2 separate regions of the Homo sapiens genome follow, and region 2 is linked to region 1. The links are chromatin contacts, found by Hi-C or POLR2A ChIA-PET in ENCODE. All regions are on one chromosome and are shown on one strand. Each heading gives the region's core, a stretch centred on a gene start or an enhancer-like site at or near the end of the contact. The rest is flanking DNA. Distances are from core to core; before and after follow the strand shown.

Region 1 (5,890 bases), core at 1,488-3,987:
CCCTATGAGAATCTGATGCCTGATGATCTGTCACTGTCTCCCATCACCCCCGTCTAGTTGCAGGAAAACAAGCCCAAGGCTCCCGCTGATTCTACATTATAGTGAGTTGTATAATTATTTCATTATACATTACAATGTAATAATAATAGAAATAAAGTGTACAATAAATGTGATGCACTTGAATCATCCTGAAACCATCCCCTAATGCCGGTCTGTGGAAAACTGTCTTCCACAAAACGGGTCCCTGGTGCCAAAAAGGTTGAGGACTGCTGCTCTATGGCAAATTTTGCCCAATGAAAATATAACAGTCACCCTAACTAGACAAAGTCTGAATGTGAAATATCTTCTCATAGACCAAGAGTCGATAAACTACATAGAGCCCATGGGCTTTATCCTGCCATAGCCTGGTTTTGTAGAAGAAGTTTCATGGAACATAGTGGTATCAATGTGTTTACATATTTTCTACAGTGATTTCACACTACAACAGCAAAACTGAGTAGTTGCAACAGAGGCCACCTGACCTGCAAAACCTAAAACATTTATTATTTGTCTGTTTGCCAACCTCTGTTATAGACCATGGAGAAAAGAGTAAGAATGACTGCCCCACACGTAAGATGATTCAAGATAGTCCCACCAAAAACTACCACGAACAATAAACGGGCAAAAAGTGTTCATTCTTTTTTTTTTTTTTGAGATGGAGTTTTGCTCTTGTTGCCCAGGCTGGAGTGCAATGGCGTGATCTCGGCAACCTCCACTTCCCCAATTCAAGTGATTCTCCTGTCTCAGCCACCCGAGTAGCCGGGATTACAGGCACCTGCCACCACGCCTGGCTAATTTTTTATTTTCAGTAGCGACAGGGTTTCATCATATTGGTCAGGCTGGCCTCAAACTCCTGACCTCAGGTGATCCACCCACCTCGGCCTCCTAAAGTGCCAAATGTGTTAATTCATTTGTTAGATATGTGTTTTTCATTTATTTAAGTCTACATATGAATTACCACATCTTGAACTCGTGCTTATCTATTACAAATAACATGTTAATACTTTTCCTTTAGCAACTAGAGCAACTTTAGAGAAAGGGAAGAAAAAATGAAGTAAACCAAAGAAAGATAAATGCAATCGGAAACACTTTTCATGGCTGTGCATTCACCTGTTTTCCTAACTTCGTTCCACTCAAAATCCCAGTTCTCTTACCAGTACCATCCTGGATCCGGATTACAAAGTAGCGGCTAGAATCTGTCACCGTCTCCACAGCAATACCAGGATATTGTTCTACTGGTGCCTGAGCAAAGAGCTCCCCTGACAGATAAGAGAAAGACTTTTTTGAGTAAAGCAAGCCAAAATCCAGAACCCCAATTAACAAGTAGTATTTCCATTCCAGTCCCCAAATTGAAGGTACTTATAAAAGCACACCAAATTAATATTCTTAATGTTAGAGGGTCACCCGCAAAGATTACCTGAAACTTTATCCTCGAGTTTGATATAGGCAGTCTTCCCTTTTGAAGTGATTCGGAGGCGACCAGTCCAATCAGGCTGGTCTAATTTCCAGTCAGAGGCCCTAGGACAGGAAAAGAGGAAGCCTCAGGCACATGTCCTTAATTTACTAACGCCCACCCACAATCTTTGACTGTATTTCTATTTCCCTATCCTGGATTGCCTATTCTTTCTACCTATTAATCAACAAGAATAATTCATGATCTATTTAGATGCCTCATGTTACATACAGTCCAAAGCAAGTAAAAGACAATGCTACTACTTGAGGACTTTGGAGTCCAATAAGCATCATTAAAAAGATGGAAAAGCACGAATAAAAGCAATAAAAAATAAAATTCTGGCCGAGCATGGTGGCTCAAGCCTGTAATCCCAGCACTTTGGGAGGCCAAGGTGGGTGGATCACTTGAGGTCAGGAGTTTGAGACCAGTCTGGCCAACACGGTGAAACCCCGTCTTCTAAAAATACAAAAATTAGCTGGTTATGGTGGCGTGCGCCTGAAATCCCTTGGGAGGCTGAGGCAGAATCAACTGAACCTGGGAGGTGGAGGCTGCAGTGAGCCGAGACTGCGCCACCGCTCTCCAGCCTGGGCGACAGAACGAGACTTGGTCTCAAATAAAGAAATAAATAAAATTTCTCATAACGATGCTATTTTCAAACTATAGATGGTATACTAGATAACCATGCTTTACTAATCAGATAACAACAAAGTCTACTACATTAAATATCCTAGGTAATGGGAGCCCTCCCAAATCAGTAAATATACTATCTTTCACTGAATTCAATCAATATTTATACAGTACTTATTAGGACAGATGCATCACTGTTCCAGATGCTTAGGATACAACAGCAACCAAAACAAAGATTCCAACCCTCATGAGGCTTACATCCTAACAGAAGATAGAAAATAAAAAAGAAACATAATAAACAGCATAATTAGTATCTTAGAAAGTGGTGAGTTCTAAGGTAAAAAGAAAATGTAGAGGCAAATTAGGAAGATTAAGAAGACAGTGGGAGAATGAACAAGTTGTAGCATTCAAGAGGGTGGTTGGGGTAGGTCTCATTAAGGTGAAATGTGAGCTAGAATGTGAAGCAAGAGAGTTATCCATACAGATGTCTGGGGGAAAAGCATTCTAGACATAAGGAACAGCTAGCCCAAAGGTGCTACGGTGGGGGCATGCCTGGCATGTTTGAGAGACAACAAGGAAGCACTGTGGTTAGAACAGAGGAAGAGACAAGGTGGGAGAGGTAACAGACGGCCAGATCACGCAGGGCCTTGTGGGTCATAGTAACAACTTCAGCTTTCACTCTGAGTGAAAAAAGAGCTATTACAAATTTTAAGCAGAGGTGTGACATGATCTCCCTTATATTCTAAAAAGATTACTACATCTGCTGTCTGGAGAAAAGCTGTTGGGATAAGAGGACTGAAGCAGGGGGATTAGCTAAGAGACTACTGCAGTAATCTAGAAAAGTCACAATGGTAGCAGAAGTGGCTATATTCTGGATATATTTAGGGTAAAAGTAGCAGGATTTTCTAATGGATTAGATATGGGATAGAAGAGAAGGATATATTTAGGGTAAAAGCAGCAGGATTTTCTAATGGATTAGATAGGGGATAGAAGCCAAGGACAACTCCAAGGTGTTTAGCCTGAGCAAAGAGTTGCCAATTATTGAGATGAGAAGGAACACATCTAGGAAGAAGGATCAGGGATTCAGTTTTAAATATGCTGAGTTTGAGATGTCTAGTAGATTTTCAAGAGATGTAGAGTAGGCAGTAAAATATATGAGACGAGTTCAAGAAAGACATCTGGGCTGGAGATACAAACGGCCATGAAAACATCAGAAATTTATAAAACGTGTTATAATCAACTTGAACAACAACTAAGATTATTTATGATGAATTTTACAAAACATTGTATTTGTGATTTGTTTTGCCAGGAGTATGGAAAACAGATTAGCAAAGTAAAAGTTATTAATAATTCATCTTCTAAGAAACCAAAGACTAATACTTAAAGACTAAAAAAGCAACCACAAGGTATATTTGAACAAGAATGAGTTTAACAAGATGAGAGGTAAAAAGCTGAAAGGAGGAAAATGAAAGTGAAAATTAGCACAGGTTTTGAACAGGATCTGTAAAATAAGTCCTTCCCATTCTCTTCCCTCTTGATTCCCTGCCCTCAAAGACCCTCAAGTACCTAAATCTGATCCAGATTAGAGAGCTCTAAAGTTCCTCATCTATTATATTAATGAGTTATTACTTATTATAATCATGCCACCAAGAGCTCATGTAAATGGGCTATTAAAAATATTAGGAACAGCCAGGCACCGTGGCTCACGCCTATAACCAGCACTTTGGGAGGCCAAGGCAGGAGGACTGCCTGAGCCTAAGAATTTGAGGTTGCAGTGAGCTATGATCGCCCCACTGCACTCCAGCCTGAGCAACAGGGTGAGACCCTGTCTCTAAAAAAAAAAAAAAAAAATTAGGAACAAGTCTATTAAATGTGTTTTTCTTGGATGAGTTCCTTATTTCTCTTGTGTATCTAGTGTCCGATACTTAACAAATTCTGTAAGTAAATGGATATTCATGGCAGCAGATTCCCTCAGCCTTGAGCCTTAGTTCCTTTCCTACTCCAAGACCTAATCTAAAGAACTCTTGATTTTGCTTGTCCTCTGACAATACTTTTAACTTACCTTACAAATTTTCATTTACCTTAGTAATAAAACTTTATATATATATAAATAAAAAACCACTATGATGATTCACAGTAAGATTCCAAATGTACATCTTATTATGTCCTTATAGTAGATATGTGAAATAGGCATGAAAAGCCTGTCATACCTCTCTTTCTCTCTAAATGATGGAAAGGATAACACAGTAAGTAATAATGCCTAACTTTAAAGTCCATTATTCTTTCATTACACTGAAACGCATTATAGAGGTTAATATTGATTTAGCTAAGGGAAGAGGGTAGTGAAGAATTTTTTTTTAAAAAAAAATAGTTTTATAGGTTGGAAAACTGTTTTCTAACCATTTATTTATTTGTGTGTGTGTGTGTGTGTGTGTGTGTGTGTGTAATAGAGTCTCACTCTTCCACCCAGGCTGGAGTGCAATGGCGCGATCTTGGCTAACTGCAACCTCGGGTTCAAGCAATTCTCTTGCCTCAGCCTCCTGAGTAGCTGAGATTACAGGCACAGGCCACCATGCCCAGCTAATTTCTTTTGTATTTTTAGTAAAGACGGGGTTCCACCAAGTTGGCCAGGCTGGTCTCAAACTCCTGACTTCAGGAAATCCGCCCGCCTTGGCCTCCCCAAGTGCTGGGATTACAGGAGTGAGCCACCGCACCCAGATTGTTTTCTAAGCATTTGTAAGTTTCCTTTTTGTTTGTTTTGAGACGCAGTCCTGCTCTGTCGCCTAGGCTGGAGAGCAGTGGCATGATCTCAGCTCATTGCAACCTCCGCCTCCCGGGTTCAAACAATTCTACTGCCTCAGCCTCCCAGGTAGCTGGGACTACAGGTGTGCGCCACCACGGCTGGCTAAGTTTTTTGTATTTTTGTAGAGACGGGGTTTCACCATGTTGGCCAGGCTGGTCTGGAACTCCTGACCTTAAGTGATCCGTGCGCCTCGGCCTCCCAAAGTCCTGGGATTACAGATATGAGCCACCGCACTCAGCCTGATAAGTTTCTTGTCAACCCAAATTTTCCTTCCCATAGTCTAGAAGTCTGGTCAGTGAAAGTCTGGGAACGAACAGCTTACACTAGGTGAATTAAAATCAATTATTCTCTCTAATCTTACCAGTCACTCAAAGGAAAAATTCCTCCTGCTTTCTAAAAAGCCCAGTTTGTCCTTTAATGTCAGCCTAGAGAATAAATCCTGCTTATAATATAAAGTGGGTTCTGGTAAATAAGAAAGATTATGCAAACAAAAAGAAAACCAGCATTTATCAAGCATTTATTATGTGCCAGGCATTATGCCCATTCTCGTGAAAATTAAGTGAAAGGGCCAGGCGCAGTGGCTCATGCCTGTAATCCCAGCACTTTGGGAGGTTGAGGTGGGTGGATTGCCTGAGGCCAGGAGTTCAAGACCAGCCTGGCCAACATGGTGAAACCCCATCTCTACTAAAAATACAAAAAATTAGCCAAGCATGGCAGTGCACATCTGTAATCTCAACTACTCAGGAGGCTGAGGCACGAGAATCAGTTGAATCTGGGAGGCACAGATTGCAGTGAGCCATGATCACACCATTGTACGCCAGCCTGGGTGACAGAGCGAGACTCTGTCTCAACAACAAAAAAAAAAAAAAAAAAAAAAAAAAAAAGAAGATTAAGTGAGAGGATCCTACAAGGTAAGTATTGTTATAGTCATTTTTACAAATGAAGAAACTAACATTCAAAAGTGGTGA
Region 2 (5,890 bases), core at 2,118-4,617, 35 kb before region 1:
GGAGGGAAAAAATCCAAACTCTTTATCATGATATACAGCAGTCTTCATGATCTGAGTCCTGTTTCTTTCTGCCACCTACAACTTCATTTCTTAGTTCTTTACTTAGCACCATATGTTCCAGTCATGCATACTTACGTTTCCCCAAATTCCATGCTCTCTCATATCTCTAGGTCATTCTTGGTACACACAGCTCTAGATGTCACCTCCTCCGGAAAGCCTACCTCAGCCTCTTGCACTTATTATACTTCTTAACTGTACAACACTTACCATACAATGTTATAACCACTGGTTCATTTTATCATTCTCTAAATTTCTTGAGACCAGGGGCTGTGGCTCTGTCTTGACTCTCTGTCTGGCACAGTGCCTGACATACAGTAGATGGACAATACTTATGAAATGACCAAAGAAATTAATAAAGAATCTACCTAAATGTATACTGCTTTTTATGCCTTTTAAAAATTTTGAGCCAGGCGTAGTGACTCATGCCTGTAATCCCAGCACGTTAGGAGGCTGAGGTAGGCAGACTGCTTGAGCCCAGGAGTTCAGGACAAGGCCAGGAAACATGAGAAAACCCTGTCTCTACTAAAAATACAAAAAAAAAAAAAAAAAAAATTAGCTGAGCATAGTGATGCACACCTGTAATCCCAGCTACTTGGGAGGCTGGGGTGGGAGAATCGCTTGAACCTGGGAGGTGGAGGTTGCAGTGAGCCAAGATTGCACCAATGCACTCCAGCCTGGGTGACAGAACCAGGGGGAATAAAACTCAACAAATGCTGAAAGCCAAAGATACGCAGCAATCCACCTAATTTGCAAAATTGACTTTTAGATCCCACACAGTCTTGAGCAGGGCAGGAATAATCAGAGTAAAAGCCAGTGGAGAACTCTTCCTGAAATATTTCTTCCCATCTCCTTGTTGTCTACCTGCTCATCCCAAAACATAAATGTCTGTGCATTCAAATCAGACTGGCCTGATAAATGCTACCAAGGAAACATAGATTTGTCCTCACTTACATAGTGTCTAGTATAGAGATGATGCCCCATAGATTTCACTCTACAACACAAATACATACACCCACATTTATGCTTCAGTTTCTCTAAATGAGAAGGGATTCCATTATTTTTACAGGACAGTAACTAAATCCAAATAAAGAGCAAAATTCACAGTGGATTCCCATGAATTATGTCTCCCCAGAGAAAATTTCATTTCAGATTTCTGGATAAGCTCATTTTCAAAAGTCAGTTTTTAAAGGATACCCTCTGTTCATGGACAGCAGATATTGCTTATTGGTTCAGTTGGCATACTTACTGACAAAAGCAATAAAGAATGAGATTGCCAATAGCAGGAAAAATATCAACAGTGAGGCACAAAGCAGCTTGGGGAATCCGGTATTACTTTTGTGAGGGGCAGTCCTCTCCTTGGAAGCTGAAGAAGAAGCCAAATTAGTTTTATCAGTAATAAGTTTGGTCTTTACTTCCTCTTCTTCCTCCTCCTCTTTCTCTCTCTTTTCTTGGATGACACACAGTTACTAACGGTATGACATTTGAAATCACATGAGAATAGGAATAGAAAGGATATAATAATATTCACTGTAGAAACTTTAAAAAATACATAAAAGTACGAATTCCTACAATTGAGGATAACTGTTATGCCATATAACTTATAATATACCATAATATTTTGGTATATATCTTTCTAGCAATTTTTTGAATGTATATATACACATATGCAAATTTTCCCACGATTGACATACCATAAATACTGATTTCTGACCTATTATTTTCCTTTACACTATATCATGAACATTTTTCATACCATTATATTTTCTTCTTTAACACTCCTTATTATGGTTGCATAGTATTTCATCATATATTTAAATAATGGTTTCCAACTTTAAATAATGCTATAGCAAATAAATCTTTATAATCATTCCTCATCACATGTTTAGAATAAAGTCAGTCTTTTTAGTTACCATCTCATGGTTAGGAATCACTTTCTTCGAGTTATGATATTTTGTCAAATGATGGGGGAAAAAAATTCAGTATTATATAATATGATTACATTTTTAGTAAAATACATATGCACATTATATGTATTTGTATGTGGAAGGATATTCACTAAATTGCAAATTATGATTTTCTCTAGATGATAAGAGTAATTATAATTCAAATATCTGTGTACCTCTGGTTAATTTTTTCTACAATGAACATTAATACTTGTGTAATAAAGAAATTATATAAAGTTTTTAAGGAGAAAAAATTTCCCTAAGTGCTCTCCACACCTTCACAGAGGTATTTTAGAAAGCGTAACTATAGTCCTGACCCCTTCCCCCATAGTTTCTTGTACTCTATATACATTCTTTTCTCTCTTTTGCTCTATACTTGAGATATCACACATGACACCCAAATCACCTTGCATCTACTCCCAAACGTAACAGAGTCTGTCTCAGAGATGCAACACGCAATAGGTTCTCTGATTTCAGAAAAAGTTTCCTGGAGATTTAAGAGACTTTCTTTGTAGACTTTCTAGTCTTTCATTTGCAAAGGCCTTTTGTTACATTTCCATCCATTACCAACAAATATACCCTCACCACTGTCCACCCAAACTCTTTCCCTCTAACTGATCAAAAAACAAATCTCACAAATTCATCAGGACCCCCTGCATCTGGATTGATGGTTTCAGAAGCTGTACTCAATCTCTTAACCCCAGCCCCACTCAGCCTCAGAAAACACAGGGGCATCAGAGCACTCGCCTTAGCTCAGAACTGGAGTGGATTTCTCTCACCTCTGTTTCAGTAAGCAGAGTGGAGGCTGAAGAGAGTGGCACAAAATCTTTTCTTCTCCACAATACAAATGTACACCCCGTAATGCGTATCTGCAGGCCACTCAATCTTCTGGGACTCTTGTGTTTCCCAGACATACTCAATCAGACAACCAGCAACTGAAAACACCTATGCCTTATTCATAAACCCTCTCCTCATCCTTCACCTCGTCATTCACTCTGACCCCTAGAAAATGATCTTTACCTGCAGAAGAGGCTGTGTTGATGCCTGAGGACTTGAATTCATTTTTGAACCTCACTTCAGCATAAGTGATTTCCGAAGTCATAATGGGAAGAGAGCTTCTGCTTTCTTCAGAAAATCTGTTTCAGATCTTTCTTAAAACATCTTATAAACAGGAACCAAACATGGTGGTAAATTACCTCCTTCCTTTCACTCAACTAGTGGAGAGCAGAGGCACCAGATAGGCACATATCCTCAAGAGGGGTCTCATGAGAACTAAGAACCACAATAAAAACTAAAAACCGCAGTTCACAGAAGCCCTTTCCTCAGGACCAGTATAGTGAGAATCACAGCCTTGAAACAAATGCAAGCAAATGCAATAAAAGTGGGAACTCAAAGGGTTGCGGAAAGAGGAAGAAAAATAAAAGAAGAACCAAGCACTTAGAGTCTTTCTGGAGAACTGCGTTTTTCACCAGTAAAAAATACAATTTCTGTGCTTCCACACACAAATGTAATTACTTTTGACCAAACATCCTGAACATAGACTTATGTTGCATTCATCTCATCAATTTTGACTGATCAGGCAACTTGTTAGTACCACATTCTAAGAGTATCATTGACACAAAACTCACATATCAGCCTCCCCACCTTCACGAATTAGTTTCCTGTAGCATGGTGGGGATGGCAAAGTTTAAACCCCATGTCTTCTGAAGCTGTTCCTCCATGCTCTCTGTGTTTCCTTGTTGGTAACTAACTCTATCAAAAGTCTGCATTCATCTTGCTAGAATCTCCAGAAAGCAGCTCCCTTTACTGGATGTTGGAGGAGAGGGAAGGCCAGCCTTTATTCCATGCTTCCCTAACCTTTTAATCGCCACATCACCTCCAATATATATGACTATTTTTTAACAGTTAGGAGAATTATATAGAATCACAGTATAGAAGGGGATAAACTTAAACAAAGTACTAAATATGACTTTTTCCAAAGGCCTAGAAGAAAACACTCCAAATATTAAATCCTTCATGTGGAATCTCTCCATAGACATGCTCCCAGCTCACACCTGGATTCTCTGCCCTCAACTCTCCGCAAATGATCCTCCTTTTAATCTCCCCCAGCTGATTCCTTCTCCTGCATAACACACATGCATACATGCATGCACACACACACAAACACACACGTCTATATTTCTATATTATTTCTATATCTAAATATATTGAACACCATGAGTTCACACTAATTCCTCTAATTCCAATCTAACACCACAAGTTTCATTCTAGTTTTCTCCCTTCCCACATTCCTAACTCCTTTCTGTGACACTAAGAAACCTGCTTTCATTGTCTTTCACTTATTCCTTATTTGATCAATCTCCTGGATGTCGTCAATCTCCCACCTGCTAAGATGTCCCTCTCTTCCTAGTTGGGCTCTGACTCCCCAGTCCAAGCCACCATCCCCTGCGCGGATGCCCTCCCTCCTCACTCTGAGAGTGCCGGCAAAGGGCCAGCCCACTCCCCACCCCCATGAACATCCCCCAACAAACATCCCCCTCACCCTGCCAAGGCTCTGACTCCCTGTGCTAGGCCATTCCTCTGCAGGAAAGCCCTCCTCACTCTGCTTGCACTCTGATTCCTGATGCTGGTCCCCTAGTCACCACTTAGACCCCCTTAGGTTCTAATGCTCCACACAAGGTCACCCTATGGGTGGAAGCCCTCCTCACCCTGGAGGGGTCTGATTTCCTCACCGGGCTATCCTACCACATGGACCACCTCCTTATCCTGCTAAGTTTCTGAAACCCACACCAAGTCCTCCCTCTGCATAGAAGCTTTCTTCATCCTGCTTGGGCTCTGACACTCCATGCAGGTCCTCCATCCCCCAGCAATAATGTCCATCTTACCCTACTTAGGATCTGAGTTCCCTCACTGGGCTACCCCACCACATGGACACCCTCCTTATCATGCTTGGTCTCTGAAACCACACCAGGTCTACCCTCTGCAAGGATGCTCTCTCTCCTCATCCTGCTTAAGTGCTGAGTCCCAACCCCAACTGGGCCAACACTAGGCATGGGTGCCCTCCTCACCTCTCCCACATGCTGACATACATACCAGGCTGGCCCTAGAGTACTCTGCTCAGCCATTTGCGACTCTGACTCCCTATAGAAGGTAACCTCATACATGGATGCCCTCCTCACCCTGCTTGCACTCCAACTCACTGCACCTGACTATCCCACCACATAGATGCCTTCTTTACCTCTCAGACTCTGACCTCTCACATCAGGCTACCCCTACTATGGACACCCTCCTCAATCTTATCCTCTGACACCCTGCACTGGGCCATTGCCAGGAGTGGACATCTCCTCGCTCTGGTTCCCCATGCCAGGACACTTTCCCACCCCTAAGGGATGTTCTTCTCACTCTGCTTGGGCTCCAGAACCACTGTCAAGCCAATACCCTGCATAGTCACCCTTCTCACCCTGCTAAAGCTCTCCCCCTGTGCCAGGCCACTGCTGCTCTCCCAGCCACCTCACCATAGACACCTATCTTGCTACTGCTTTATTTAGAATCAAATTATTTAGTAAGAAAAGGGAAAGGGGAATGACAAAGCATAAGGGAAGGATAAGGGAATTTTAAGTTCTCCACAAATTAATGATTGGGCCTAACCAGCACATGCACGTAGACAGGTATACATGCACACATATTCCCTGAAATAACAATCATTGATTCTCAGAGTCTTTACAATCTAAGCTCATAATTAGAAAGCAAACCATATTCCTAAAACTATAGCTCTCTCCCTGGAATAAGTCACATTATAACTGGATTACACCGTATCACCAACAACCCCAAAATCCAAGTGGCTTACAACAACAAACATGTATTTCTCACTTACATTACACTTGTGC

Evidence for each region. Hi-C counts contacts between places; a loop is a spot of excess contacts on that map. ChIA-PET counts read pairs that join two places held with the same protein, here RNA polymerase II (POLR2A). Pooled maps may share reads with other maps.
Region 2: a pooled map shows a loop between it and region 1 (7-fold over the local background). The contact joins the promoter of CLEC4A here to the enhancer-like site in region 1. A Hi-C loop is called at or near these places in 1 of 168 maps with a recorded cell type or tissue (endothelial cell of hepatic sinusoid) and 1 of 50 pooled maps. POLR2A ChIA-PET finds 5 or more read pairs at or near these places in 2 of 52 experiments (A549 and Panc1).

The regions. Positions count from the first base shown.
Region 1 is chr12:8,085,603-8,091,492 of GRCh38, reverse strand. NECAP1 (NECAP endocytosis associated 1) reads right to left here. Exons shown (of 8, transcript NM_015509.4): 2 at 1,457-1,557; 3 at 1,194-1,298. Among named protein-coding and RNA genes, the nearest start is that of NECAP1, 6.3 kb to the right of the region's middle. Within about 2 kb of position 2,737, at least 6 of the 41 ENCODE cell types and tissues checked have a DNase peak (open chromatin) inside an H3K27ac peak, as active enhancers do.
Region 2 is chr12:8,121,094-8,126,983 of GRCh38, reverse strand. It overlaps CLEC4A (C-type lectin domain family 4 member A), which reads right to left and starts at 3,367. Exons shown (of 6, transcript NM_016184.4): 1 at 3,024-3,367; 2 at 1,307-1,423. The coding sequence starts at 3,105. RefSeq lists an enhancer at 3,448-3,497.